Linked DNA regions of Mus musculus: all the other regions are linked to region 1. A link is a loop called in an ENCODE intact Hi-C map of the cell type or tissue named here. Cell type or tissue: heart. All regions are shown on one strand. Links, peaks and the distances in the headings refer to the core of each region. The heading gives the core; the rest is flanking DNA.

Region 1 (5,482 bases), core at 650-4,649:
TCCTCCTGCCTCTGCCTCCCAAGTGCTGGGATTAAAGGTGTGCGCCACCACGCCCCGCAGATTGAGAGTTTTGATACTGGGGCTTGACTTCTTTTGAAAGAAAGACAGCAAAAAGAGCCAACTGTGAATGCTGCTGAGTATTAGTAGACATTTGCTACGAAGTTAATTTCTGATGTTATGCCACAGTTACTAATTTTCAGCAGTGTTTTTCTCAAAATGAAAGCAAATTTCAAGAGGAACTTTTCAATTTGACTTAAAGCAGACAACTCAGAACCTAAATTTCTAAAACGTGCGGGAAAGTATATGGTGTGCTGTTTGGAGCAGGGCATCAAGTTTCCAGTTACTACTAAAACAGGCATTTCCTTAGAACGGACACAAACGAACTATTAGTTACTGTAAGACTCTTTGCCTCACAGCCCAATTGTTCTATTACTTCCAGTTGAATGTTGTTTTAACTGTAAACTTTCTATGCTCCCTATTAAGCCGCGCCATTGTGAAACTTCAGTTTGTTGAAAACTTCACAGAACTCTAGCAAAGAATTGGTTTAGAAGAGAAATGGAAACTTTGGTTTGAATGCTGTTCCCCTCCGATGCTTCACTGGTAAGCGAAAACATTTAAGGCGTTACTTCTTGTTGACATTTAGTTGCTTCTGCTCACTTGATTAAATATACCATAACTCTTGAAGTTCCAAGGAAACTGACCAGTAAGATCAGTGGATGGGAGAAGACCTACTAAGACATAGACCACACATATGGAGTAGAATTGAAGGACTGAAAGTCATCATTATATTGCATCAGGAATGCCCTGTGATTCCTGATTGGGTGTAATGTCACCATTTCCTCAGCTCATAATATTTTCCATTTGTCTTATTACTTATTTGAAACAATTTAATACGGAGGAAGGTATTTTAAATCCATATGTAAAACAAATGGAACAAATACTACTTAATCTGAGGCTATTTTAGGCGGCTAGGAAGTTCTGTAACAGCAATGGAGACACTGTTATTAATAGTTCCCTTCCTGTCCTAGGAGAAGAGAAGTTTGGCAGGGACAGGCCATTCCTGAGTGTCCCCCACCCCCGCATACAGTGCTCTAGGCAAAGGTCATGTAGGGTGGACTGGAAATGAAGTGACAAAAAGAAAAAATATCCTCACAATAAACACCCAAGGGTGATAAAGAGTCAAGGGAGTTGGACTGGGTGCAAAAGGTCTTTCTGTACTTCAAAATACTTGTGGGAGGGCTATGAGGAAGTACCAAGAACTGTAATTGTTAACAATGTGGCAAGGCCGCCTCCACACAAGGCAGCAGTGAGTGTCTAGTAATCTCCACAGGTCCCCTGCTAACCCTGTCCTTGCACGTGGATTTCACGCCACTTTGTCTGGTCCCATCTCCTCTTCCGCCCCCAAAAGTCACCTATAAAACCGGCTGAGCGGCCAATTAGCCTAGTAGTCCAGCTCCCTAAGTCTAGTAGAATTTGAGTATGGAGCTCACATTTTTATGGATCAGGAATAGTGAGTTGAAAATTATATCTATATATCCACATACACATATATATGTATAATTATATGTAATTCCCCCCACCCGTAGTCTTCCTGATAAAGAGAATCTTTAAACCATACTCGAAGGAAAAAAGAAAGCAAGCAAAATTGCCAAGCTATCCATTCTCGCTGGGATCAAGTGGCCTAGTTGGGTCTTTTGGGGAGGAAGTGTGAGGAGTGTTGGAAAGGACGTGAGGAAACCAGAGATCTGGGAACAAGTGGCCCTTTACTGGGGTGGGTTGTGTTGGAGAGCTCTGAAGGGTGCTGCTAGCCTGCAGGGCTGCCAGGGCTGCGCAGGGGGCGGGGAGCCGGACGATCGGCCCGCTGAAGCCCCGGAATTCCCACGGCGGGGCTCCAGTGGACACTGTCGCCGGCCTCTCGGCGACCTCCTCGGTGGCGCCGTGGGCCCTCAGCCAGTCCGCGCAGGGCGGAAGCGCGTCCCAACGGCTGAGTAAGAGAGGCGCGGGCACGCCAGCTTGTTTACCCCACTCGGCGGCGCGCCCCTGCGGGCGCCCCGTTCACAGGAGGCGTCCGAGCCGCGGAAGCGGGGAGTCCGGCGGCGGCGATTGGTCGGCGACACGGGGAGGAGGCTGGCGGGTGGGAGGGCTGCGTGGCGCGCGCCGCAATGGCAGCCCGCCGCCGCTAGATGCCGCTGCCTCCCAACAGGAGCTGGGCCGCGGGTTCGCGGCCGACAGATGGCGCCTGCGCGTTCCATTCGCCTCCAAGTCGCCGAAGAGCGAACACCCCAAACAATCCCGAAGCGCCACCAAAAAAAAAAAAAAAAAAAAAAAAAAAAAGAAAGAAAAAAAAAAAAAAGAAAAGAAAAAAAAAAGAAAGGAAAAAAAATACAGAAAAAAGGGAAAAAAACAAAACAAAACAAAAAAAGCACCCCGCCGGATCCGACCGCCACTTTCAAACCCCCCCACGGCTCTAGACCCGCGGGAGCTTCCGTCCCTCAGTAGAACTCAAGGGTGGAAAGAAGAGGAAGGGGGAAAAATCTTGTACCAGCCCAGGGGTGAAGAAGCCCCCGGCCTGAGAAAGAAGGAAGGAGTGGGGGAGGCCAACAGTCTCCTTGCTGCCTCTGTAGACGCTGAGGGGGGAGGTAAGTTATAAAATGGCGGAGGCGAAGCTTCTAGAAGTTTGGAGGGGCACCCGGAGGGCGCGCGGCCCACCGTGAGGTGTGTGTGCTTGCGATCGGGCGAAGAGAGCGTGCGGCCGGCCGGGAGGGAGCCGAGAAGGCCGGGCGCTCCGGGGCCGGGCCGCGGCCTCGTAGGGGGCCCCGCGCGGGGCAGCGAGCGAGCGAGTGGCCGTGTCCGGGCGGGGAGCGAGCCAGCGTCGCCCCGGCCCCGCGTCACCCCCTGCCTGTCCTCTCCGTCCCCAAGTCGCTACCCCAACACTTCCAAGGAACTTGCAGTCGCCCCCTGCGTCCCCTCCCCGCCTCCTTCCTCCCGGAGCCGCTTTTTTAGCGCAAGACGCTCCCTTCTCACTCCCCTCGCTGGAAGGTTGTCCCTTCGCCTCCCTCGCCCAAGTCTCCCCCGGGGACCTCGGCGGAGGGGGCTCCCCCCCCCACGGGTGGCCCAAAATGGAGAACGCGCAGCGGCGCAAGATGGAGGCTCGGCGCCTCCGCGTAGCCTGCTCGCTCGCTTCCTCTCCTCCCGGGGCCTCTTAAGCAGCCCGTGGAGGGGGACGAGAGCCCCCCAGACTGGAGGTGGGGTGGGGGTGCCATCCCTGGCCGGGATTCGGGGGGGGGACGGGTGGAGAAGAAAGGGGCAAACCCGGGGAGGCCACGGCCCGGTGGCGTGTGGTGGCGGGGAGGGGGGGTGGTGGTGGTGGCGGTGGGAGAGCGCGCCGTGGTGGTGCGGGGAAGGAAGCGAGCAAGATGGTGGTGCTGGGAACCCGGGGGGAGGGGAGGCCGAGCAGGCTCGTTTGTGTCTATTTGGGCCTCGGACCGAGGGAGGCGAGGGAAAATCTACTCTGCTCACACCCCTCCCTCGTCCCCCCTCCCCTCTCCCTTCCCCTCCTTGCCTCCCTCCCTCCCCTCCCCTCCCCTCCCCTCCCCTCCCCTCCCTCCCCTCCCTCTCTCCCTCCCTCCCTCCCTCTCTTCCTCCCTTCCTAGAGAGGGAACAACATTCATGTGACGGGCCCCTCGGCTTCTCTCCCCCGCCCCATCATCTCCAGCGCGTGGTGGGGGAACTGCTTGGGCAAAGCGGTTGGCATCGATCTCTCCATCCTTCCCGAGGCCCCGACTTCGGTCAGTTTTCTTAGGGCACCAATTTTCGAAATCGTTTGGGGTCCGGCGGCGTCGGTCCCCAGCGCGTAGAGCTTGCCCCGAAGGGGGCCCTGCCTGCCTGGCATGGGCGGAGGGGGGGGAAGGGCGGGAGTGGAAGGCTGTTTGTTGGGGGGTTTTGGCGCCACTTTTGTTTTAGTTTTAGTGCTGCTTTTTCGTTCCCACCCCCACCCGCACTGTCTTTCTCAAGGCACGAACTGAGCTGATCCTTGCCCCAGGTAGGCAGCCTCTGTTTTCCCTCCACACTTTTATTCTTGCTTGAGGGCGACTTTCTCTTTTCTTCTCTCACGTATCCGGAGATCTGCGGACTACAATTTTAGGAGAAAAAGGGTCGGCTGGGCCATGGGAGAGAGAAGGTGTGGGAAACAGCATCAAGTAGTTCCGCAAAACTTTGAGCCCCGTTCCCATTTTCTTCTGGCCTAGAATTGTAAACGTATTGTTGATTTCGGCCTTTTTTTCCCTTTCCCTCCCGCCGCGACAATGTCTTGTTTTGCCTTTAGTTTTGATTTTTTTTATTATTTTTTTGATAAACCGCTGTACTTTCGGCATTTAGTTTCTTCTCCTTGGTGTTATATGTCATTTTATTTTTAATCCTCAACGGTAATGGGTTCTCGTGTGATTTTTTTTTTTCGGGCTTTGGTGCTCGACTTGAATTTTTAATATTGCATTAGTAGTTTCATCCGGTCTGGGAGACTTTCTTCTCCGTGGCCTAGGATGTTTTTTTATGTTGTTGCCTACTCCCTCCCTCTCCCTCCTCCTTTCTTCTGTATGTAGTTTTTAAATTGAGGGTCGTGGTTTTTGATTTAATGATTATTTCCAGCTTCTATGCTATGTCTATCAGAAACTTTTGATCTGTGGGGTTAGGTTTAAGTAAAGGAGACGCTTGTGTTGGTTTGCAATGGTTCCTTAAAATGCGCGGGCCGCCTCCTCCTCGACCCTGGTAAAACCCCATCTTCCCTTCACATTGGAGTGTAAATTCCGTACCCCCTTTCTCCCACGGACCGCCGTATTTCACAGCAGCCACACCCTGTATATATGTCTCTGTGGATTGGACTCATTATCAGCTTAATTTAGTGACTTAAACCACCATGATGGGACTTGCTTAAGCACGAAGCTTCTTTTCCTGTTTGGTCCTGGTGGCTAGTGTCGAAAGAGGAATAATCGAGGTTTCTTAATGAAACCTAGTGCGGTCCAAGCATTGCCTTTTTTTCTGTTGTCTTTTTTCCTACTCCGGGCTGTTGGCGGTGTCAGCACCGCTGCTGGGGGCGGGGGGTGGAGGGGAGAAAGAGTCGGGTTACCGAAGTGCGTCATTCCTGGCTCTAGCAGGGCCTGCTCGGGAGCTTGCTGGTGTTTGTTACTGTCCTCGCAGCACTTTCCTGCCAACCTTCTCTCTCTGCGTATTGGTTAGGAGCAAAAGCAGGAGGCGGTCTCCTAATTCTGTCTGGAGCCCAGTGCGTTGCGTTTAAGGGTATATGTGAACTTATTATGCTTTTTTTTTTTTGATGGCCATGGAAAGTGGATATATTTCTGTTTAACAACATGCAATTCAGGTAGTTTGGTCTTGCTTTCATATCATATATTTCTCAATGAACGGTGGGGTTAATTTTGAGCATTTTAAACCACTTACGTCAAAATGCCTGGTTTTCTTTCTATGTTGA
Region 2 (5,482 bases), core at 649-4,648, 81 kb before region 1:
AACTGTGTTAGCTGGTTGGGTGTAGTGGCTTAATTAAGCTCATCTCAGCACTCAGCATGTTAAGGCAGAGGATTGCCATGAATTTGAGCCCAGCTTGGAATATGTAGCCAGACAAGACTACACATAACACATCAAGACCTTATCTCACCAAACGTGGTGGAACAATCCCAATTCTCAGGCAAGACGAACAGGAATTAAAGGTCATCCTAGGCTACATAGCAAGTTTGCAGCCAGCCTAGGATACATGAGGTCTTGATTCAAAAAATCCAAGCCAAACAGTACAAGCTAGGTGACATAGCTGGAGCTTGCAATCCTAGCAGTCAGAGACTGCTACATAACGTTCATTGATTTCAGGCTGACCTGGTCTACACAATGACTTCTGAGATAGCCTGGGCTATTTAGTGAGACCCAGATTCAAAACAAACAAACAAACAAACAAAACAAACTAAAACAAAACAAAAAGCCCAAAACTACAATAATAAAGATTCTATAATGACACCTTAAGTTTAAAGAATAAAAGATTACAGAGACTGAGAAAATATAATCTTCAGGTAAGGAAATTAGTTTCAATAAATTACTAGAGGGCAGGCAAACTGGTAAGAGCTGGGGCAGGGTAAATAGTTCCCTTAGAAGACACCATAGCACTGTGTTGGAGGAGAGTGAACTTAATTAAGGCTAAGATGATTAACTCTTATCCTGAAGTCAAAATGGAAAGATTTAACTCAGCCTCAGGCAAGCTAGATGGGGGTGGGGGGGAGGCGGAGCAAGCCTAAGAACAGAGAAATCAGACTGGGCAATGGTCAGAAAGACCTAGGGTTGAGTCATACTGTTCAGCTCCTACAGAGACAGGTACAAGCGACTTCAGCCTCTTCTAAATGAGTTGATGGTGGACAATATCAAGACAAATGAGGGTAGCCTGGGACTTTTTTTCTTTTCTTTTTTTCCCAGACAGGGTCCCTTGCATCTCCGACTGGCCTCAAACTTCCTATTGAGGATGGCCTTGAACTTCTGACCCTTCTGTTGATAAAGATGGAGCTTTGTTGGTTTGCTTATTTAAGAGTGCTGGACAGGTGAGATCAGTATTTGCTTGCAGTTGTTTTGTTGGCAGTGGTGGGGTTTGAATTCAACCTTGTATGTGCTAGACAAGTGATCTACTACTGAGCCTCATTCCCAGCCCTCGCTTGGAATTACCTTCATTGTAATAAGTCAGATGCAATTTTCAGAGCTGTAAGAGTACACCCCAGGGGGCCTGGGACACAGATGGCTTAGTGGGGAAGGGCATCACCACCAAATCTGAGGACATTAGTTCTTCCCTAGAACCCACATGCTGGGAGAGAACAGACTCAAGTTGCCCTCTGACCTCATACAGTAAGACAATGTAATAATTTTTAAAAAAGATTGCATTAGAAGGAATATTACATTGGCAAAAGTTGAAGAACCAAATACATTTCTTTGTCTTCTCTTCCAAGTTCCTTTTCATCAAGGACAGCATTATTTAACCAGGCAGATGGTGCCCATGGTCTTCTCCTTTTAAATATACCCAATCCATCTTAGTACACTAGCCATTAAGAGTCAAAGTTCCTGAAACCTAAGTATAGGTTTATCTGACAACCCTACAAGCATATAGCATGATCACCATTTTGTATAATCTTCTCTTGTGTCTTTTCCATCTTTGTTCTATTATTTTTCTTTGTTCTTCACAAATTTCTCTCACCCTCTTTTTGTCTCCCTGTCTCGTCATTCCTTCTAGCTTCCTCTATTTGGAAACAACCGATTCTCTAATCTCAGTTTACTTTTTTGTCGGGTGGGTGATACTGGGATAATTATTTTCTCCGGGGCTCAGTTTCCTCTGTAGGGTGGAATTTAATAGAGGTGTTCTGCCTTCCATGGTTTTCAAAATAACATTGAGGAATATGTTATATACCTAGCAGAGTCCCTGGTATCCTGTGAGAGCTCAATGTACTGTGCCCTTTTCCCCTTGGTCTTTAATCTTCTTACCTGTATTCCCCTACTCCTCACCCTAGAGTCCAGGTAAAAGCTGGGGGGCGGTGGGGAGGGGGGAGAGAAAAAGTCCTGGATGCTAAAAGAGGAAATGCTTGAGTCGGGGGCGGGGACTGAGAAGTGACCTGTGCGCATGTGCAGCCGCTGGGTCAGGCTCTGGCTTGGAGCTGGGGAGGCGGGGGTTGGGGGGTGGGGGGGGGGTTGGGCTGCATAATGAGGACTGGGGTTTTTCTCGATGTCCCCTTCCGGCTCTGGGAGGCGGCGGGACCTTGGCGGTCCCCCGAGCGGGCGCGACGCTAATCGAGGGCCGCTCGGCCAGAGAGGTAGGCTGGAAGATGGCGGAGTGGGAAAGAAGGAGGGGCTCTGCCGGGCGGGAGCGGAGCTCCCGGGGGAGGGGATGGGGGTGGCGGTGGGAAGGACATGGCCTGAGGCCAGTGGCTGGGCGAGCCCGGGAAGCTGGCGGGCTGCACCGGTTGAGTTTTTTTTTTTTTTAAAAGTCCTGACGTGGATGCACTTGGTTCCGGTCTTCGAGTTTTATCCGATGGGACTGTCCTGCCTGGGAAGGCCGAGGGAGGAAGGAAGGGAGGGAGACAGACATAGTGACTTCCGTTTCCTTCTCCTAGGCCGGGGCCCGCCGCCCAGCAGAGTTGTGTTTTCCTGATCCGGGCTCGGGCCGCCCCTCCTCCGGGACCCTCCCCTCGGGAACCCGTCGCCCGCGGCGCTTAGTTAGGACTGGAGTGCTTGGCGCGGTGGGTACAGCTCTTGTGGGTTTCCCGCCCTCCCTTCCTCTCCCTCTGCTCCCCTCCCCTCCCTTCCCCTCCCCTCTCTTCCCTCTCCTCTCCTCTGCTCTGCTCTTCCCTCCCTCCTCCTCCCTCCTCCCGCGTTCCTCCTCCTCCCCCCTCCTTCCTTCTCCCCCCCTTCTCCTCCCTCCCTCCTTTTCCTTCCCTCCATTTCTTCCCCCTCCCTTCCGCCTGGGCTAGCTCTGCCTAGTTGGGCGGGAAGGCCGCGCCCGCCCGCCCGCGGGGAATGCTGGACTGGGCTCCCTATCCAGGCTCCCCGGGATTGCCCCTGGAAGCCGTGGGTAGGGGGGCTGGCTTCAAGCCTTCGGGTCAGCCTCCTTAAACTTCGTGACACCTAAGGTAAATCTAGTTAAAATAATTAAAAAAAAAAAAAAGATTTGATCAACCTCCCTGCCCCCCCCCCCAGTTCGATACCTTGTATGGGGCAGGGTGGTGTGTTTCTGGCAAGGGCATGTGAACCCTAAAGAATGAGGGCCAAAGAGCTTCCAGAGGAGGAAGTAGCTGGTAATTTTTGCCTCTTTGTCACCTTGGTCACTTCCCCAGCATATTTCTGAGAGAAAAAAATGTCACTTATGACTTTCAGTTCCATTACTTTAACTCCGTTGAACTCCACAGTTTACTTGAGTTGTGGGGTGTTTTTCTTTTAAGCAGGGGCGGGAGGGAGGAAGGGAGTGGTGATTGCTGAAACTAAGCAGTGGCTCACTCCATCTCCAAAAAGGAGAACATAAGCCTTGGGGAAGACTAAACCTATCAGTTTGTAATAATCTACAACTTTACCTTCAAGTACAATTATGGCACTACTTCTGACATCCTAGCTATACCTTGATAGTGAATGAATCCTAGAAATGTCTTTTTTTTTAAAGACTGGAAAGTTCTACAGTGTTTCTTCATTCTTCTCATTTTCTCCTTAATAGGATTTTTTTTTTTTTTTTGTAGCCAGTTTCAAGAGAACACTGTTAAGAGCCGGCCATCTTAGAATTATAGCATTTTTGAGCTGGGAAGGATCTCAGCTCAACTCTTTTGTTTTACAAAGCAGAAACTAAGGCTCAGGGTTTCATGATTTGTGTAAGGTTACCATGCTAGCCATGCTAGTTAGATTAGAATTCAGATTTTCTAGCTCCCTGGCCACCCCACTCCTGTTGCTTCAATATAACCTCTAAGCAAATATCTAAGTATATTCTATTTAACATTTCTGTCATTTTCAGTGTAGTAAACATGTATGTGAAACTTGAGTCAGGGATTGTTTTCCCCATAACTTAAGAATGGAAAACATTTTAGGTCAGATAGATTTCTACCTACAGACACAGAAACATAAGCTTATATAGCTGTTTGGATTGGGTCACATGGATCCATGAAAGAGATAAAAAAAAATGGTAACCCTGGTTACTTCTGAAGAAGACGGATGGAAAACTAAACTTTGCTTTTCTCCTGTGCCTTACATGTTTGAATATTATAAACAAGTTTGATCTTATTCTAGAAAGTTTTAAAGCTCACATAGATGTATATCAACATAAGTATTTGCAATTGGTATTTATGAACATCCACTTATCAGTAATTTTTATTGTAAAATCCAGTATGGCTTATTTCGTCTTCACAGAACAGGTCTGTATTTATGTTTCTCTTTTGGCTTTTACCTACTGTTCTGTATTCATGAGAAATGCTAAAAAGCTTTGGCTTTATCTTTAAAGAATAAGCTTCCTGATTATCAAATAGTGTAGAAACTATGAAATTCAGATATCAAATTTGACATACAGATAAATCTAACTTACAGAATCATTTTGGATTAAACTTATTTTTAAAAGGTTATGCCTGTAAAGATTGTATTGGTGTATGTAGTACAGTAAATACTTGCTTACCATGTATAGGGCTCTGGGCTTGTTTGTTTGTTTTGTTGAGCATATCAAAGAAAATGTTAAAATTTGATCAAAATACATGATGTAATTTTGAAACTAACATAACCCACTATTTTGTACAATGAATATACACTAATAGGAGAGAGAAAGGGGAAAGAAAGCTAGGTGTGGTGGCTTTCACCTGTAATCCCAACAACACTGTGGAGTCAGTGCAGGAGAATTGCAAATTCAAGTCAGCCTGGGCTGTGTAGTGAGATCCTGCCTCAAAAACAAAGCTGGGTTGGACAGATGACTGTTTATATGGCCTGGCATGGCCTGGCTGCTCTTGCACAGGACCCCGGTTCTAGTCCCAGCATTCAAACGCTATCACAGCCTTCTGCAACTCCAGTCCCAGAGGATTTAATGCTGCTTTTGGCTTCCATGAGCACTGCCTGCATGTGATACACATATATGCATGCAGGCAAAAGACCCAGATGCATAAAATAATAAAACAGAGTGAGGGTTCACATTTGTAACCTGTGCGTTTGGTAAGAAGAGGATCAAGAGTTCAAAGCTAGCTTGGGCACCATCGGAACCTGTACAAGCGGAATCAGAATTAATACAACTTTTATATTATGTGGCATTGTTTGGTCCTTAAGTGTTTGCTTTTTGTGCATGTTATCACTCCTCATGCATGTTATACAGTTTTTAAAATGGTAAATGTTTTGGGTTGGAGGTAAAGGCCTCAAAGGCTTTGGGGGTGTACACAGTCCAGCATAGTATACACTAGGCTCTGAAGTCAGTATCTAGAACTAAAGGGGAAAAAAGTAAGACTGGATACGTCCCCAC
Region 3 (5,482 bases), core at 620-4,619, 120 kb before region 1:
GGGTTCAGTTTTCAGCATCCACATGGTGGCTCACAAGCAGCTGTTACTTCAATTCCAGAGGATCTGATGCCCTCCTATGACCTCTGGGGACAAAAAGGCAGATTTATGGTACACACACATACATGTAGGAAGACCACTCATACATAGAAAAATAAATCTTATTTAAATTTTTAAAAAGAGATGCCTAAGAAGGTGTAGATATGCTCAGTGGTACAGCACATGTTGTTTTGGTCTCCTTTCTGTTGCTGTGGCAAACACCATGACTAAAAGCAACTTGGGGAGCAAAGGTTTTATTTCATCTTATAGTCTAAAGTCCATCATTAAAGGAAGTCAGGGCAGGAACTCAAGGCATGAACGTGGACCCAGGAACTAAACCAGAGGCCATGGAGGAATGTTACCAAGTAGCTCACTCCTCATAGCTCTCTCAGTTGCTTTTCTTATACCATCCAGGCCCACTAGCCAGTGGGGGCAATACTCACAGTAGAATGGGCTCTTTCCCACCAAACATCATTCATGAAAATTCATGAAGTCCCCTACAGGCCAGCCTGATGGGGGCATTTGCTCAACTGAGGTTTCCTCTTCCCAGATTCCTCCTGCAAAGCTGACAAAACAAAACAACAAGAATAACAACAACAACTAAAACCCTGACTGAACACTTGCCTAGCATGTGCAAAGCTCTCAGTTCTATTCCCAGCAGACACACACACACACATGTTTACATGAAGGAAAATGAGAGACAGGGATTATAAAAGAAAACAACAAGCTTCCAAGGAAGATCGGAGCTGCCATCCAAAGAACTGCTGAGCAGGGCTAAGGATGGACCTTGCGTGTGCGATGGCTCTGCGGACAGTGAGGGAGGTTCCATACTGCCTTAAGAGTATCAGTGTCCATGTCCACTGACATACAGTGTGCCACAAAATAGAGGATTCTTGCAAACTAGTGGAACCCCAGAATGGGCCGGGAATAGGGCGGTGGCTGCTTCCGCTGGCTTTATGGAAGTGTCCTCTGGTGCTGGCAGCCTGGAACCTCCCCATAGTTCCAGTGGATGGTTGGCTATTCCAGAGCTCGTGTTGATTCCCCATTGGACCAATGGCTGTGTAAAAAAAAAAAAAAAAAAAAAAAAAACAAGCCAAAACAAAACAAAACAAAGAAATGCTTGTTGCTGCTCAGTCAAGTAGACCTGTACCTTGCCACTTGCTGGTGCAGAGTCTGTTTTCCAAGTTCATGACTCTGCCTTCCTCACTTCCTCCTGGATCCCGCCTCACTGGTACTAAGCCCTGGGCTGGGTCCCTAGCATCACATACCCAGGCATATAGTAACACCTCTAGCATGTGCACACACACCCATCTTTTAATTGTCAAGACTCAAACGGTAGCTTACTACAGAGGGCTTTTTACCTTTCAGCCTTTTAAAGGTACTCCCCACTTTGCAAACTCCACCATTCCCAAGGAAAGTTAACCACAGTTATGACTTGGATTTTATCTGTACAACTACAGCCTCTATGCTGATGGATCCTGACTCCTTCCTCTTCTTTTTAGACATCATTTCACTGGTGACAGTTCTTCTCTCATCCTTTTCATCTTCATATAGCCCTAAATAAAAGGCACTTCTCTTGCCCCTCTCAAGCATGCTAGACAAGCATTATAGCAATTGAGCTATATACTAATAACTTTAATTACCTTAACAGTTTAATATAGATCATTCATGTATCAAGTGACAGTGATACCCACAGTAAGAGATTGTTGGGGGGGTTTGGTTTGGTTTTGGATACAAGAGTATCGCTCTGTCATCTGGGCTAGCCTGGATCTCAAGGCAGTTCTCTTTCTGCTTCCCAAGGATTGGCATGCCAGGTCTCACCCACCAAGCCTACTACGATTGCTATGAGACAGGCTTATTTTTTTAATTAATTAATTTTATTGGATTTTTTGTTTGGTATTTATTTCTACTTTTTGGTTTTCTGAGGCATGGTCCTCTATAGCCCAGGCTAGTCTTGAAGTAGCCAAGGATGACCTTGAACTCCTGACCCTGCCTCTACCTTCCAAGCCTTGGGATTATAGGTGTATGTCATCACACCTGTTTTCTGAAGTATTGGGTATTGAACCAAAGGTTTTATGCATGACAGGCAGGCGTTCTACCAACTGACCTGTATTTCCAACCTCCTCCATTTTTTTTTTAATTAAAGGTGTCATATTCTAGCTCAGGTCTGAACTCTAAGCAATCCTCCTGTTTCAGCTCCCTGAGTGCTGGAGTGATAGGTGTGATTATGTGTCATGACATTTAAATGAGATAATTCCTTTAAGCAAACAGCTCACATTAGATGGCCAGTAAACAAAAAAGGTAGGAGGCCCCTATGAATTCTTCTGCACCTCCCATATCTGACCACCAGGTGGCAGCCTCCCACAGCTAAACCCTTCTAGGCAGCCGTGGCCTAGTCGATGGTCCGATCCAGCACCAGCAAGGGGTAAAGTACAAGGACGCAATTATTTGTCCCTGTCCTGTCCCTGGTCCCCTTAGGAGAAAGTATAGGCTGCGAGAGAAGGAAAGATAAGACGTGTTTACTCAGTCACCTCTCACAAGGCTTTATCTCAGCCCTTTCATTTAAGCCACCAGCAACCTGAAAACACCACCTCCCAGCCCGTGGCCACACATCCCATCCCCTTGTCATCTCTTTAATCCCACTGATTTTCTAGCTGGCATTTTCTCAGCTGTGTTTCAGAAAGAAGAATTAGAGTCCCTAGCAAAGGAGTCATCATTCTTTTCTGAGTTCATGTATTTTCCCTTAGTATCCAAGCTGCCACGTTCCTCTAATCTCCCATTCTCCCCGTCAGAAACTCAAGTTCCATTTTTGAAAGACATCTTTTTTCCTTTTTACAATAGCTTCTTTGACTCTGCAGCTAACTAAGCTGCATATTTAATTTCCCAAGTGCCTAGTATTTTTTTAACGTTGGCGTTTTTTTTTTCAGGCTTCCAACAGGTTATTTTATTTTTAAGCAATCCACAGGTTTCCTGTGGGTTATTGACTTTGTGAATGTTAGCCTTAATTTTTCCTAATGTCTTATAACATGTGGCATACCCAAACAGGAATAGGCCTTGTTCAGACAGCATTCTGAAGAGGAAATATTGATTTAGTCTGCTCTATCTGGACAGAGACGTGGCTGTAACCATTGGTAACGCCCAACCACTTTTTAAGAGCTCTTTCCCTCACACAGAAAAGATCTCTTCTCAACGTTTTCTTTTGGTGCTGAGAACGGAATGCCTAGTGTTTTCATATGCTAAGCACAAGACTCTACCACTCAGCTACACACCAGCCTAAAGCCTTCTGAGAAAATCCGGAGGCGTTGATTGAGAAAGGGAAACCTGTCCTCCAGAAAGAACAAAATAACAAAAACGGAAAGCATCAGACTGCAAAGGCCAAAGTTGTCAAGTTACCATTAATTCCTTCTCTCTCTCTCTCTTGACAATGACGTGGTGGCTAGAGGAAGCAAATCAATTTCTACAGCAACATAAAGACGCTAAGAACTAACAGCCCGTTACCCCAAAACTTCTCCTATTTCCTGCAAATCATGCTGTAGTGAGGGAGGGCTGCATCCTTCCTTCCACCCAAGACTTCTGCTGTCCTTACTATCAACAATTAAGAAATAGGCTTGTTGTGGACACGACTCTAAAGAAGACATATAATCCCTTGCAAGGCTCAAGGAGCATTGTGGAAAGGGGGACAGGAAGTCTGGAATAGCTGGCAGCTAAGATGAAGGGATATGAAGTGCCAGTCTTTAGATTGTATACAACTGCTCCAGTTATTGACTGACAACTTAGTTACTTGTAGTGGATACATACAAGACAAGCCCTCTCAGTGAGTCAAGGAAGGAGGAGGGGCTCTCAGGACCTCACTCTTTACCTATGAAATACTGGCTATTTATTGACAAGACCCTGGAAGAAGGAGAGTCTTACCCGCGTTCTCACGACCGGCCAGGAAAGACACAACAAACCAGAATCTTCTGCGGCAAAACTTTATTGCTTACATCTTCAGGAGCAAGAGTGCAAAACTCAAACCCAAAAAACGAAAGCGAAACCCCGTCCCTATTTAGGAGAGTTATCCTTCGCCTAGGACGTATCACTCCCTGATTGGCTGCAGCCCATCGGCTCAGTTGTCATCACGGGAAAGGCAGAACACATGGCGGGAAAACTGCCCCTGCACGTGTGCAGATTATGTTTACCACTTAGAACACAGCTGTCAGCGCCATCTTATAATGGCAAATGTGAGGGCGGCTTCCAACAGGAGAGCCAGCATCTTTAATTGTGTACCTATTGCCAAGTCCACCAGGCTTCAAGAGATACCTCAAATCCGAGGTCAGCCCTGAAAGCCCTGGTTAATCCCAGTGGATCACAAAACAAAGAGTCATGAAAGAGCCAGAAAGCTTCTGTGGGGAGATAAGGAAGTGAGGGGTGAAAGTTGTCAGTATTCCCTGCGCAAAACTGCCTTTCAAGTTAATGGTTTAAAACTTCTTTAGCTGTTTGTATGCATATGAGTGTTCTGAGTTACATTTATGTGTGCACCCATGTGTACCTGGTACTTGGAGAACTTCCAGGTAGTTGTGAACCACCATGTATGTGCTAGGAACAGAACACAAGATGCTGAGCCATCATCTCTCCAGGCCATAATTAATAATGATGAAAAGAAACTGGCTGTGGTGGCGTACGCCTTTAATCCCAGCACTTGGGAGGCAGAGGCAGGTGGATTTCTGAGTTCGAGGCCAGCCTGGTCTACAGAGTGAGTTCCAGGACAGCCAGGGCTATACAGAGAAACCCTGTCTCGAAAAACCAAAATAATAATAATAATAATAATAATAATAATAATAATAATAATGATAAAAAGAAATAGGGTTGTAGGGAAATTACTCTCTCACACTGCCCTAACCTTGTAGGTACCCACATAAGCAAACGTTGGACCCATACCCCACCTGAGTTTGACAGAAGACCTTGTCCTCTGCCTCCTAAGAAAATGGCATAAGGCAGTTTTTGTTGTGTTGGTGGTAGCGTTGGTTGGTTGGTTTTGTGAGTGTTTGTTTTTGCTTCCCAGGTTCTGATGAGAAATGGCGGTTGCTGCCCTGTCTCTGCAGAACGCAAAACTACTTTCATGTAGAATATGTATATTCATAAAACAACAGTTCAGTGTGAGCTGGGCAGTGGTGGCGCACGCCTTTAATCCCAGCACTTGGGAGGCAGAGGCAGGTGGATTTCTGAGTTCGAAGCCAGCCTGGTCTACAAAGTGAGTTCCAGGACAGCCAGGGCTATACAGAGAAACCCTGTCTTGAAAAAAGAAACAAAGCAAAATAAAACAAACAAAAAAAAAGTTCTGTGTGACTACAAAGTTCAAATTTGTGTAAATGGATATTCCATAAAATATAAAGTCACCGAATATGATCCCCCCAAACATAGTTTCAATTGACATTCCCCCCCACCCCAAGAAGCGCCCCTCATGGTT
Region 4 (4,000 bases), core at 1-4,000, 80 kb after region 1:
CCCTTCCTCCATTTAGGGATGCAATAGCTGAAATCAGAGCTATATGCATTGAAGAGATTGGCATTTGGATGAAGATGTATAGTGATGCCTTCCTTAATGACAGCTATTTAAAATATGTTGGTTGGACTATGCATGATAAGGTAAGATTTGCCCCATTGATTCCTCCATCTATGCAGATATGAGTATACAGTTCTCATATATAACTTAAGTATCTGAGCTAGGTGTGGTGGTACATGTGGTAAATTTCAGCACTCTGGAGGCAGAGGCAGGAGGTTCTCTCTGAATTTGAAGCCAGTCTGATCTACACAGTCAGCCCTAGAACTTCTAGGACTACTTAGAGGTACTGTTTAAAAGAGAAAAAGAAAAAGATATCCACATGGATGTGTACTTTTGGCCACATCCCTTGAAAATCTTGTTTTTATTCTTTTTTATCTGTTTTGTCAAAACTTGGTCAGTAGCACAAATTCCCCTGGACCATTAAGCCATGGACACTACTTTGTATTCTACCTACAGCCCCACACAGTTCAGTTTCTCTTTAATTTTTATCTTAATAATAATACTAAACCTGTATCTTAGTCAAATCACATCTTAAACTTGGGCCTCTGAACTTTAATACAGGTTTTTCTTTTTCTTAAACTATCATTTTTAAGCTAAGTCATTAACCTTGGAGCAGTTCCTTACAAGTAATGAAATATGCTTCTATCTATCTATCTATCTATCTATCTATCACTTTTCACAATAGTTTTCCTTTCATAAAGTTTTGAGAAATACTATCAACTTACAGAAATAGTAATAAATGTTTGAAGTGATATATTTTTCATTGTCAAATATTACTGTTTCTGTTTATATTTTTAAGTAGAAAATATATACTTAAAATTTGAGCTTGGAAATACATGATTTTGAATATATTTTCTCTTCATTTCTTCTAGCAAGGTGAAGTCAGACTCAAATGTCTTACTGCTTTACAAGGGCTTTACTATAACAAAGAACTTAATTCCAAACTGGAACTCTTTACCAGTCGATTCAAGGTTAGTTTTCATCAAGTATTTAAAATTATTTGTAATTTGAAATACCTTTCTTGTTTTCTTTTACAAATACAAATTTTACAAATTTTTTTTCCTTAGGATAGAATTGTGTCTATGACCCTTGACAAAGAATATGATGTTGCAGTACAAGCAATAAAGTTACTCACTCTTGTTTTACAGTAAGTATATATTTCTTTATTACTAGTGTCCAGATATTTTGATAGTACTTTAAGTATGCTTGGTTCACATGCATTTATGCCTAAATTTTAATAGCTTCCGTCATAGCATTTTAAGTTAGCAGTTTTATTCATCCATCCATTTGTCCCATCTGTCCGTCTGTCCATAGATTTCTTATGATGTTCCTATGAGGGGTTGCAGACTCCTGGGTTCAGGTGTATTTTCTACTTTAGGCTCTAGCTGAGAACTAACCCCAGCTAGAAATTTCTAACTTCTTCATGTAAAGTTCAGAAAATACAGGAAGACGGAACTCTTGAGTCTGTGAAATTATAGTTGAGAATTCATTTCTTCCAATTCTCTTGGGAGTCTTCTCTTTTTTTAGCTGGTCTTGATGCTATAGAAATAAAGTTAAACTTTTCAGTGAACAGAGAAAAGTATGTATTATCTTTGTTACATTGTAAGTATGAACATTTATTGATATCTATTATGCTTCTATACTACTGGTAAATAAGTCTGAATTTAATAATACTCTACTAATATGTGATAGTGGTGCTATAAATGTTTCCCACGTTTTAAAAACAATTGCAATAAAAATATAGAATATAGAAGTTGCCATTTTGACTATTAAGCATAAGGATCAGTAGCAATAGGCATTTTTATAGTTAGGCAAGTGTCACCTGTGTTCATCTCTTGAACCTTTTAAAATCATTGTATATTAGATTTTTAAAAATTTTTTTTCTAAGATTTATTTATTTTATATATGTGAGTACACTGTAGCTGTCTTCAGACACTCCAAAAGAGGGCATCGGATCCCATTACAGATGGTTGTGAGCCACCATGTGGTTGCTGGGATTTGAGCTCAGGACCTCTGGAACAGCACTCAGTGCTTTTAACCTCTGAGCCATCTCTCCAGCCCTGTATATTAGATTTGTACTCATTAGATATGTAGTTTTTCTTCTTTTACCTGCCAGATTCTCATAAAAACTTGTCATTTCTATTTGAATGAATTTGCCTGTTTTTGATATTCATAGAAATGCAACTGTAATATTTGTCCTTTGATTTGCTACACATAAACATGTATCAGGAATTACTTCCCGTTTTGTTGGATACTATTTCACTGTATGCATATAGCATATTGCATTTTTTCATTCATCTGTTCATGGCACCATGGGTTCTTTTCCAACTTTGGCTATTAAAAATTTGTATCTATTAGCAGAGTTGTTTTGGTACATGTGACCTTGCTTTCAGTTCTTTTGTGTATACCCAGAAAAGAAATTGCTAAGTGGTACAGTAATTCTTTGCAAATTTTGGAGGTATTGGGGATGGTGTTGTTGGGAATTGAACCTTGAACCATTCACATGGTATTCCATAGACTGTATTATCTGGGCTAGAGCAGAGTGTTTAATTTCCTGGGAAATGCCATAGTGTTTCTAGAGTGGCTATTTTCGCTCTCCCTTCCCACCAACATTGTGTCTTCACCAGGGATAGGTTTTTTGCTTCCTGAAATATTTATCATAACTTAGCAAGTCCTTGTATATTAGGTTGAGATACTTAAAAATTATTCTTTTTATTACTTTCATTCATTCATTCATTCATTCATTTATTTATTTAGGAGAAAGGGTTTCTCTGTATAGCCCTGGCTGTCTTGGAACTCTGTAGACCAGGCTGGCCTCAAACTCAGAAATCCACCTGTTGTGTGTGTGGAGAGAAAGGGTAAACCATCAGAATTCCAATACAAAATGGAGTATCCCAATAGAATTTTACATCTTGTACTTTATTGTAACATTAAAATTCTGTTGTTGCTTGAATAAACAAAATAAAAGTAGGGCTGGAGAGAGGGACAGTGGTTAAGAGCACTGTCTGCTATCCAGAGGTCCTGAGTTCAATTCTCAGCAACCACATGGTGGCTCTCAACTGTCTGTAATGGAATCTAATGCCCTCTTCTGGTGTGTCTGAAGACAGCTACAGTGTATTCACATACATAAAAATAAATCTTTTAAAAAATAAACACTATGATTCTCTCTCTCTCTCTCTCTCTCTCTGTGTGTGTGTGTATACACACACACATATATACATATATGTTACGAGTCTACTGAAGGATAAGGATAGCTTATAGCTTATCCTTGGTTAAAAAATATAGCTAGTAGTGTGTGTGTGTGTGTGTGTGTGTGTGTGTGTGTGTGAGAGAGAGAGAGAGAGAGAGAGAGAGAGAGAGAGAGAGAGAGAGAGAGAGAGAGAGAGAGAAGTATATTGTATTGAGGGATGGGTAGAAACCGAGTAATCTGGGTGTGATAGTACAGACCTGTAATTCTAGTACATGAGATGTTGAGGGAGACAAGGTGACATTTCTCTCTGTAAGTAGAAAGAGGGCTAAAAATATAGCTCCAGAGTGTACTGCTTGCTTTGTATGTCATATACTTAGTTCAATTCACATATTTGCATCAGGACATGAATTTAAGGTACAGAAATTTCATAGGAAATGAGCCAAAAATTATAGATCAGCTCTTTAATTAACCCCAAAGAAAATAGAAATTAACCTTAGATAATATATTTAGTCTTTTGTAGAGACATCATATTTAAATGAGATTTCCTCACTTTATTATTATTATTATTTTATTTAACATTCCAAACCCATTCCTGTGCCCCCTGGCATAGTTCTCCTCCCCCATCCTCTCCTTTGCCTCTGACAGAGTGCCTCCCCCCTCCTATATCCCCCCGCCCTTGGCATCATGTCTCTATAGTATTAGGTCCGCCATCTCCGACTAAGGCCAGACAAGGCAGCTGAGACAGGTGTAGAT
Region 5 (5,482 bases), core at 734-4,733, 90 kb before region 1:
AGGTGTGCGCCATTATTAAGCTGGGCTGTGGCTCTGAACTCTGGTTACTCCCGTGTCTGTTTCCTAAGCGCTAAGATTATAGGTATGTAGCATCACAACTTGCTAAAACTTCCCTTCTTGAAGGACAACCGAGAATTGGGTAAATGAAGCAGCGGAATTTAAGTTCAGGTCAGAACATAATAACACATAGAAATGGAGCTGCTGGCATTTACTGTGTGTTTTACTGTGCTCATACTATGTTAATTGTATGACAAAGTGACAAAGGCTCTGTCCTTAATCAAACTGGGGTCTGCCTCCTCTCAGACACTGGATCGTGTCCTAAGTCCAGTTAGTCCAGTTTTACTAAGAATTTGAGTCTCTAGCAACCACTGCCCTCAGTATCTGATCAAATCGCTCCCTCTGTGCTCATCACTCTGGTCAGCCCCCAGCAAGAACTCCTCTAGATTTGACATTTCCTCTTGGCAGTTTTCCATTTGTTGATCCTAGCCTTTCCCTTGGCTATTCTTCCTTCCTCTGTTTGAAGCTGAATCTAACTTCCTTCCTCTGCTGCAAAATTCCGTTGCAGTGGGTCATCATTACCCATCACGATACAGCCTTTCTTTAACAGATATCATGAAAAGTATTTTAACAATAGATGACCACATCTGTTCTTCATGTAACCTCTATGAGAGGCGTAATTTGTTAATACCATTTCACTAAATAGAATCCTGGCGACCGACAGTTGGAGTTTCCTGAGGATTCAATATTTAAAACAACTGGGTGGGGGGAGGGGATATAAAGAGCAGCAGAGGCTCGGGAGAACTACTTTGGGCCAGACTCAAAATTTTTGTCTTAGTCCATTTGAGTTTCCATAACAAAAAAATACCAGATACAAAACTTGTTTGGTATCAGGGCAGAAGACTTGAAGTCGTGTTGTCATTGTTGTTGTTTTCTAAGGATGAAGTCTCAGGTCAAGGAGTGAAAAAGTTCACTTTCTTCTAAGGCCTTGGTTCTTTGCGTGCACATTTGTCACCTTCTTTCCTAGGCATTCATATGGTCACTGTGTGTGTGCATCATTGATATTTCTTTTAATGGCCTCCTCTCCTATTATAAAGACATCAATCAGGTATTATTAGGTTCCACTATGACAGCCACACTTTAATTTAGATACATCTTCACAGGCCCTGTCTCTAAATGTAGTCACATTCTTAAATTCTAGGAGACAGGGATCCAACATATAAATTGGGGCAGATACAACTAACTGCATCCATACATGGCTCTGTAAAGGATTTGAACTTTAACCTATAGACCAGTTTTTCTGAAGCCTGCTCGTGAGTCAGAATCACCGGAAGATCTTTTGGGAAACTGATGGGACTAATTCCAGGATATGACTCAGATTCAGTCACTCTGGGCTGTGTTCTAGGGAGAAGTTTAGTTCCTCTGCCCTTTCTAGTTGATTCTGGTGCAGTCCGGTTTTTCTCCATATCTCCACCCCAGGTACTAAGAATTGAGCAGAGGTCCTTGCATGAGATAGATAAGCACTTATCACTGAGTAATATCTTCAGCCCTTTTTAAAATTCTGAGGACCAAGCCGGGTGGTGGCAGCACACACCTTTAATTCCCGGCACTCTGGAGGCAGAGGCAGGCAGATCTCTGAGGCTAGCCTGGGTCTACAGTGTGAGTTCCAGGACAGCCAGGGCTACACAGAGAAACCCTATCTGAAAAAACAAACAGGCCAGGCTTGGTGGTGTACGCCTTTAATCCCAGCACTAGGGAGGCAGAGGCAGGCGGATTTCTGAGTTCGAGACCAGCCTGGTCTAAAAAGTGAGTTCCAGGGCTACACAGAGAAACTGTGTTTCAAAAAAATCAAAAGAAAAAAAAAGACAGCGAAGTATAATCATATACATATAATAAATAAATAAATAAATAAATAAATACATCTTTTCTTGAAAAAGATGATGGGGGGGGGGACTGGAGTGATGGCTCAGTAGTTAAGAGCACTGGCTGCTCTTCCAGAGGTCCTGAGTTCAATTCCCAGCAACCACAGGGTGGCTCACAACCATCTGTAATGGGATCCAACGCCCTCTTCTGGTGTGTCTGAAGACTGCTAAAGTGTACTCACATATAATAAATAAATAAATAAATCTTTAAAAAAAAAGATGATGGAAGGTGAGAATCAGCTCCTGAAAGTTGTTCTCTGACCTCCAAACCCAGAGCATTGCACACAAACACCCATCCTCACATGCCACACGCACACACAATCACAATCACCGAAAGAAGTAAACATTTTAAAATGGGGGAAAAAAAAGTAACAGACAAAAAGAACACTTAGACCACAGTGTCTAAGTGTTAGCACTTAGCAGACACTAACTGAGACTATTTACACTTAAGATATGAACCCAATCAGCTCTTTGGCTTCTAGTTCATATTCTTCCCATCTAAATACACATCCCATTGTCCATATTGACCCCCAACAAGTCAGCTTTCCTCCTGGATCTTTTATCCAGTAACTCCAGTAGATTTTGCCTTCCCTGAATCCAGACTCACAGGGCCGATTCCCTGACCTTGGGTCTGTTTTGATAGTGTTGGCTCTTTAAACACTGAAGAGATTGAATATGGATAGCCATAGGACTGGTCCAGTATATAAAATATAAGGGACTTTCCCCTTAGTTTGAGATGACTCTAGGAGCTTTTCCCCTACCCCCAAACTGTATGACCCCTTCCCTGGAAGATAAAGGCAGGGAAGGAAAGGGAGGGCTTGGGAGAGACAGCGGTTTGTCAGCACAAGATAAGGGCATTTTATGACTACACAAAGAGAGGAAATTGCAGTTACAAAGAATGTGGGAAAGGTTAACAAGGCAGACATCAGAGTAAAAGTCAGGAGACAACTGGGTGTGATTGGTCCACACCTATAGTCCCAGAAAGTCAGGAAACAACTGAAACAGGAGTAATCCCAGGAGGAGTCCCAAAGCAGTCTGGACTACAGTATGAGAGCTTGCTATGGAAAAGAGAGAGAATGAGAAAACAAGGGCGGTAGCGAGAGAGCTAGGGAGAAATCAAAAAAGAAAGGAAAGGAAAGAAAGAAGCCACAGGGCAGGAAAGTAAATGCCAACTGATTAACATGAATGATCTTCACAAAGGCGGTCCTCTGACTGATACCAACATGACCCTTGGCAGGTATGTATCCCTTCCTGTAAAAGGACACAGAACAACAGTTCTAAGGGCAAAGTCTGGGCTTACTCCACTCACATGGTTTCACTCAAAGCAGTTCTGCTTTCTATCTATTATATTTGGGCTTTATCATATATTGTTTTGCAAAAAGGTTTCGATGCTAAGCCATTCTGAGTGCTCTCAGCAGGTAAGTTTTACTTTAGATAAAACTTTGTTGCCACTGGTCTGGTGACTACTATCAATTCTCTTTCTATCTTCTGCCTTTAGTCTCCAAAGCCGTGTCCTTTCTCCTATTTATAGCAAAGGCTTTTGGTTACACTTGATTTTATCTTTTATCTTTCCCTCATTTCCTATGAATCCGTATGCCATCCATTTTTTTTCCTACTGAGTGGCAGGGTAGTAAATTTCTGCTCAAGTCATTTAGTGGACCTGTGGTGGTTTGAATATGTTTGGCTCTGGGAGTGGCACTATTAGGAGGTGTGGCCTTGTTGGAAGTGTGTCACTGTGGGCGTCGGCTTTAAGACCCTCGTCCTAGATACCTGCAAGCCAGTCTTCTCCTGTTTGTCTTCCAAACAAGATTTAGAACTCTCAGCAACTCCTACACCAAGCCTGTCTGGACACTGCTATGCTCCTGCCTTGATGGTAAGCCAGCCCCAACTGAATGTTGTCCTTATAAGAGTTGCCTTGGTCATGGTGTCTATCCACAGCAGTAAGACCCTAACTAAGACAGGGCCAATCGCAGGTTTTTCTGTTCTTTTCTTTTTTCTGGTTGTTGTTGTTTTGTTTCATTTAGAGGTAAGGTCTAGTATCTCAGATTGGCTCGAAACTTACTAGGTAGCCCATGGATGGCCTTCAACTTCTGGCTCTCCTGTCTTCACCCACTGAATACTAAGATTACAGGTGTATGCCATCATGCCTAACTTTGGACACTGTCATTTTCATCAGTTGCACTCTAGTGCCTTGTATACCTTTCTCCAATATTTTCCTTAACTTAGACAAATTCCAAACAAATATCCTTGTACAGGGAAGGGTAAGCTCTCAATACACTTTTTTTTTCTAATTTAACATTTCTATGGGTCTCTGGACACAGAATGTAGACATCATACCCCCACCAGACAACTCACTAAGTATGGTGGTTTGAATGTGCTTGGCCTAGTGTTACTCACTATTAGGAAGTGGGGCCTTGTTGGAGTAGGTGTGGCCTTGTTGGAGGAAGTGTGTTATTGTTGGGGTGGGCTTTGAGAATCTCATCTTAGCTGCCTTGGAAGACAGTCTTCAAGCAGCCTTCAGATCTAGATATAGAATTCTCAGTTCCTCCTGTACCATGCCTGCCTGGATGCTGTTGTGTTTCTTGCTATGATGATAATGGACTGACGAACCTCTGAAACTGTAGGCCAGCCTCAATTAAATGTTTACCTTCATGAGAGTTGCTGGGATCATGGTGTCTCTTCACAACAATAGAAACCCTAACTAAGACAATAAGTATTTATCAAGAGTATGAAATAGTCATGAAATGTTTGTTCATTCATTTTATAAATACCTGCTGAACCCATACTATGTCAAATGCTGTTGTGAGTACTTGTATCTGTGAACAACAGAAAGAGCTCTGCTCTTTTTTCTTTCTGTTTTCTTCCTTTCTTGTCTTCTTAATTGTATGTAAGCCTGCAAGAGTGCATGTGTACCATTTGATGAAAGTTCAAGCAGAGGGCATCAGATCACCAGCAACTGGAGTTACAGATGGTTTTGAGTCACTGGGAACTTAATGTAGGGCCTCTGCAAATCCAGAAAGCATTCCTCATCACTGAGCCATCTCTCCAGTCCCTGTTTTATTTTTATTTTTATTTGAGACAAGGTTTTACTACATAGTGGAGCTGTCCTCAAACTCTTGCTCTTTCTGCTGTGCCCTCATAAATACTGGGGTTATGGAAGTGTAGGACCATGCCTGCTCCTGATCCTTTTGTTCTTGAAGGTTTTATTCTAGCATGGATTGAAGGAAGAAATACATAGTAAAGAAAATAGAACGCACTGACAGCTCTTCCAAAGGACCTAGATTTGAATCCCAGCAACTACATGGCAGCTTACAAACCCCTGTAAATCCAGTTCCAGTGGTTCCAGTGCCTTCTTCTGGTCCCTGTTGTCCCCCGGAAGGCACATGGTGAACAGACATATGTATGGTAGCAAAACATTACACACATAAAATAATAAAACAAGAAAAGAGACTAGCTGAGAGGACATAGAGTGGGGGATGGGCATGTTGAAGTTGCCTAAGGTGGGATAAAGGAGGAGCTAGGAGTTCCATTGGGAAGTGGGAGAGAGGATTTGGGTGCATATA
Region 6 (4,000 bases), core at 1-4,000, 100 kb after region 1:
TTATTGACACTAGACTGGCTTTGAGCTCACACAGATCTGCTTACTTCTACCTCTGAAATGCTAAGATTAAAGGTGTCTGCTACTATGCCCAGCACACACTTACTCTTGATACTGTTCACAGCAGTTAGAAATTGTGAACTTTTTATTGTCCACCAATAAGAGTGGATGCACTGGCTAACAATTATAATAACCTTAGCATCCTGGAACCCGGGACAGAAGAGTAATTTTCAGTTTGAGGCCAGTTCAAACTACATAGTGACTATCAGGCCAGCCAGAACTTCCTTCTAGGACCTCTTCTATACCACTTTGTTATTGAAGGCCCCCAAGTCATTTCCAGATTTCCTAGTTTGTAAATATTTTCATACACAGTTACCTCATTTGGCACATTTTACTAGTTGTGTTCTTGCTTGAGTAGTTAAGTAGTTAACTGTAGTTAAGACAAGATAATTTTAAATCAATAATAGTTTCTTAACTCTTTTTTATCTTTAAGAAAAATTAAAGTATAAAGTGATGTATTTAGCACTCTAGATTTCAGTACTATAGATAATTAGGTTCATAATATTTTCCAAAGTGTGAACAGTCAGAACTTATATATGTCATAGGATTTGCCTCATTTATGAGTGATTGTTTTGATATATCTTTCTTTTAGGTACTATCTTTTAATCTAGTCCTTTTGGTATTATATGGCCTCCTGCTTGTCATCTGCTGTGTGTTTCTTTATTAGCAGAGCATCTAGTACTGGGAAATAGAAATTTTTAAATAGTTTCCTGTTTGTATTACATAATAGGAGATGGGAGGACAATATTCTATTTTCCTCCTGTTCCTTTTTTGCCACGGTTTACAATCTTATGTTGACTCAGCCACATTGTCTTAAATTTGGCAGATATAGGTCTTGAATGATGAAGCTTCTTTTTGTGTTTTATTGCCATATTCTTTTTTTTCTCCTAAGGTGACATCACCATTTCAATAGCCTAGCATTTATTACTTGGTAGTTCTTTACTTGATCTGAACCAAAGTGATTGAGAAATAGTTTAACTTTGGTATTTAACTTCGTGTGTGTGTGTGTGTGTGTGTGTGTGTGTGTGTGTGTGTGCGCGCGCGTGCGTACATGCATGCGTGGGTGTGTGTGTTTGAGACAGCATCTTACTTTGTAGACCAGACTGGTCTTGAACTCAAAGGATCTGCCTGTTTCTACCTCCCAAGTACTGGAATTAACAGTACCATTATGCTACTTATTATTGTTGTTATTATTATTTGTTTTATCGAGATAGGGTTTCTCTGTGCAGCCCTGGATTTCCAGTAATTCACTCTGTAGACCATGCTGGCCTCGAACTCACAGAGATCCTTACCTTGAGAGTGCAGGAATTAAAGGCATGTACCACCACCTGGGCAATTATTTTCATTTTTCTTAATATGTAATTAATAATTCATAGGGAGAAGAACCTGATGAAGATGACGCATATCAGGTATTGTCAACATTGAAGAGGATCACTGCTTTTCATAAGTAAGTTGGATCTGTGAGTTTTTGATATATAGCAAAATAACCTTGTGTATTTTGTGTGTTATTATGCTTTCAATTTCTCTTCCTCCTCCTCCTCCTCCTCCTCCACCACCACCACCACCACCACCACCACCTTCTCCTCCTCCTCTTCTTTTTCTTCTTCTTTTTAAGAAGGCATGTTATATTCTGAAACAACTATGCTTAGGCTTAGTTTTTAAAATTTGAATGTTTTGTTTTTTGTTTTTTGTTTTTTTTACAGTGCTCATGATCTTTCAAAGTGGGATTTGTTCGCTTGTAATTACAAACTCTTGAAAACCGGAATCGAAAATGGAGATATGCCTGAGCAGGTTTTTATTTATTTCTGTGACATATCTACTGGCTATGCTGCACTTTGACAGTAAAAGGTTGTGACTTAATTTCACCCCTCATCCTGTATTTCTTTTTTTAGATTGTTATTCACGCACTGCAGTGTGCTCACTATGTAATCCTTTGGCAGCTTGCTAAGATCACTGAAAGCACGTCTACAAAGGTATGTGGTATTTCAGCCGCGTTCTTGCTAACTCGTACCCCTGATTTTCAGCCCTTTTAGACTTTTAGCAAGAGCAAAGTCAGCGAAGTCATACGTATTTCTACTTTACTCTATGTAGTCATAGTTCTAGTTTGCATATTCAATGAAACATTGATATGTTTTATGTCAAGGGATGATTTTGCCGGATTTAAAGTTTGTTCACATGAAAATATTACATAATTTGACTCTGTATTCTTAATATTGTTAAATTCTTAAAATATGTGAAGGTAATTTTTAAAGATTTATTTATGTGTACGGATGTTTTGTCTGCATGCATGTTTGTACACCAGAAGAGGGCATCAAATCCCATGAAACTACAGTTAAAGATGGATAATTGTGAGCCTTTGTGTAGGTTCTGGCGATTGAATTGAGGACCTCTGGAAGAGCAGCAGCCAGTGCTCTTATGTGCTGCTCTGTCTCTCCAGCCTGAAGAAGATATATTTTATAGAACGGCTGAGTACTTTTGACCTAGAACCTTTAAAGCAATTGCACAAAGTGAATGGATTTCATAAACTGAAGATAATTAGCCAGGTCTCTCTAAATTGTCTTCTACACTGATTATTTTTTTTTTTTTGAGATCACCTTTGTAGTTTTTAAGGTTTCTCAAATTCAGTTTTTTTAAGGTTTCTTTTTTAAGTTTTGTATTTCAATGTGCTACCTTTCATATATGTATCACTTGCTTGTCTGTTAGATCCTCTGGACCTGGGGTTACCCATTAGTTGAGATATCCCTTGGGAATCGAATCCCACTCCTCTGAAAGAGCAACGAGTGCTCCCAGCTACTCAGCCATCTCTCCAGGCCCCCAAGAGATGTTTTGTGTTTGAATTGAAGATAATCATTCTTAGTGGGCTCATTTTCAAGACACGGTTTCTTTGTATAGCCCTGGCTGTCCTGGAACTCACTTTGTAGACCAGGCTGGCCTCGAACTCAGAAATCTGCCTGCCTCTGCCTCCCCAGTGCTGGGATTAAAGGTGTGCGCCACCACGCCTGGCGTAGTTTGTACAATTAAGGGACACTCGCTCAAATAAGAAATGAAAAATACTCTGTTTTCTTTCATGAATTTTCCACTTTCTAATAATAAATGATCATAGATAATATTTATTTAATCATTGTGAGCTGGTGTTTTCATTGAAGTTATCTGTTCTCTGGTCATTTAAGATATTATCAACATGCCAATTTTTAAAGTTTTTATATTTGTTTTTTGTTAACCTTTAGTTACAAGATAATGCTTTTCTTTGTCACATTTTCACTTATGTGTATCTAGTTTGCCTTCTGTTTCTGTGGTGAATACCATAACCAGAAGCTACTTGAGGGAGGAAAGGCTTTATTGTATCTTATTTATACAGGCCACAGTGTATCACTGAAGGAAGTCATGGTAGGAACTGAAGTAGCTCACTAGCTACTGAACACCCCTCTAAGGATACCAATACCCACAGTGGGGCTGGGTCCTCCCATATCAGACATGGCTGCTTACCATTCTGCTTTGGGCAATTCCCCAATTGTGTCAAGTTACTAGCTATAGTAATCTAGGGCGATTGCACTTTACCTGGCCCCCTCTCCCTCCATCTTGTTTCCTCTCCCCACTCTGTCTTGTCCACTTCCTTCCCTGAAATATTCCCCATTCTCTTTTAATGTCCTTTTGTATACATGTGTATTTATGAGTATGTATTTAAATTTATACTCTGAATATGAAAAAGTACATGCAATTTTTCTTATTTTCCTCTTACTTTACCTTTTTCTTCTTTTAGAGCTATTCTTTCCCCAATTGAGTTACAGTTGTACTTAAATATGTATACATAAGTATGCTTCTCTATTATTCTTTTAATATGGAGTTTATAATTTCATTGTTGATTTCCCTTGTATTATAGTCCTGTGTCATTGTTGCTTTTTGATATTTATAATAAGTTCATTTATACAAATTATATATACAC

Evidence for each region. Peaks named below come from ENCODE experiments on the same cell type or tissue, not always from the same donor. Only the 100,000 strongest peaks of a DNase experiment are listed, where the experiment ranks them.
Region 2: a loop joins it to region 1, with 9 times the contacts of the local background. A loop is called at or near these places in 13 of 42 quality-filtered maps.
Region 3: a loop joins it to region 1, with 8 times the contacts of the local background. A loop is called at or near these places in 15 of 42 quality-filtered maps.
Region 4: it touches region 1 in a loop (2.4-fold over the local background); 3 of 42 quality-filtered maps call a loop at or near these places.
Region 5: a loop joins it to region 1, with 7 times the contacts of the local background. A loop is called at or near these places in 11 of 42 quality-filtered maps.
Region 6: it touches region 1 in a loop (3-fold over the local background); 6 of 42 quality-filtered maps call a loop at or near these places.

What each region holds. Positions count from the first base shown.
Region 1 is chrX:42,147,047-42,152,528 of GRCm38, forward strand. It overlaps Stag2 (stromal antigen 2), which reads left to right and starts at 3,108. Exons shown (of 34, transcript NM_001290713.2): 1 at 3,108-3,245. In heart, for the core only: a CTCF peak has its summit at 2,191 (motif pointing right); DNase peaks (open chromatin) are centred at 1,205, 2,035, 3,125, 3,445 and 2 weaker places; H3K4me3 peaks cover 3,214 bases; H3K27ac peaks cover 3,555 bases.
Region 2 is chrX:42,065,733-42,071,214 of GRCm38, forward strand. It overlaps Xiap (X-linked inhibitor of apoptosis), which reads left to right and starts at 2,104. Exons shown (of 8, transcript NM_009688.3): 1 at 2,104-2,324; 2 at 2,625-2,750. In heart, for the core only: no CTCF peak of the experiment used is centred there; DNase peaks (open chromatin) are centred at 2,549 and 3,019; H3K4me3 peaks cover 2,810 bases; H3K27ac peaks cover 2,413 bases.
Region 3 is chrX:42,030,888-42,036,369 of GRCm38, forward strand. No RefSeq gene overlaps it. Among named protein-coding and RNA genes, the nearest start is that of Xiap, 34 kb to the right of the region's middle. In heart, for the core only: a CTCF peak has its summit at 2,386 (motif pointing right); a DNase peak (open chromatin) is centred at 2,424.
Region 4 is chrX:42,228,195-42,232,194 of GRCm38, forward strand. It overlaps Stag2 (stromal antigen 2), which reads left to right. Exons shown (of 34, transcript NM_001290713.2): 10 at 17-140; 11 at 930-1,028; 12 at 1,125-1,204. Among named protein-coding and RNA genes, the nearest start is that of Stag2, 80 kb to the left of the region's middle. In heart, for the core only: a CTCF peak has its summit at 2,040 (motif pointing right); no DNase peak of the experiment used is centred there.
Region 5 is chrX:42,056,696-42,062,177 of GRCm38, forward strand. It overlaps a transcript of Xiap not described here. Among named protein-coding and RNA genes, the nearest start is that of Xiap, 8.4 kb to the right of the region's middle. In heart, for the core only: no CTCF peak of the experiment used is centred there; no DNase peak of the experiment used is centred there.
Region 6 is chrX:42,248,572-42,252,571 of GRCm38, forward strand. Stag2 (stromal antigen 2) reads left to right here. Exons shown (of 34, transcript NM_001290713.2): 20 at 1,434-1,504; 21 at 1,761-1,848; 22 at 1,950-2,030. Among named protein-coding and RNA genes, the nearest start is that of Stag2, 100 kb to the left of the region's middle. In heart, for the core only: a CTCF peak has its summit at 2,335 (motif pointing right); no DNase peak of the experiment used is centred there.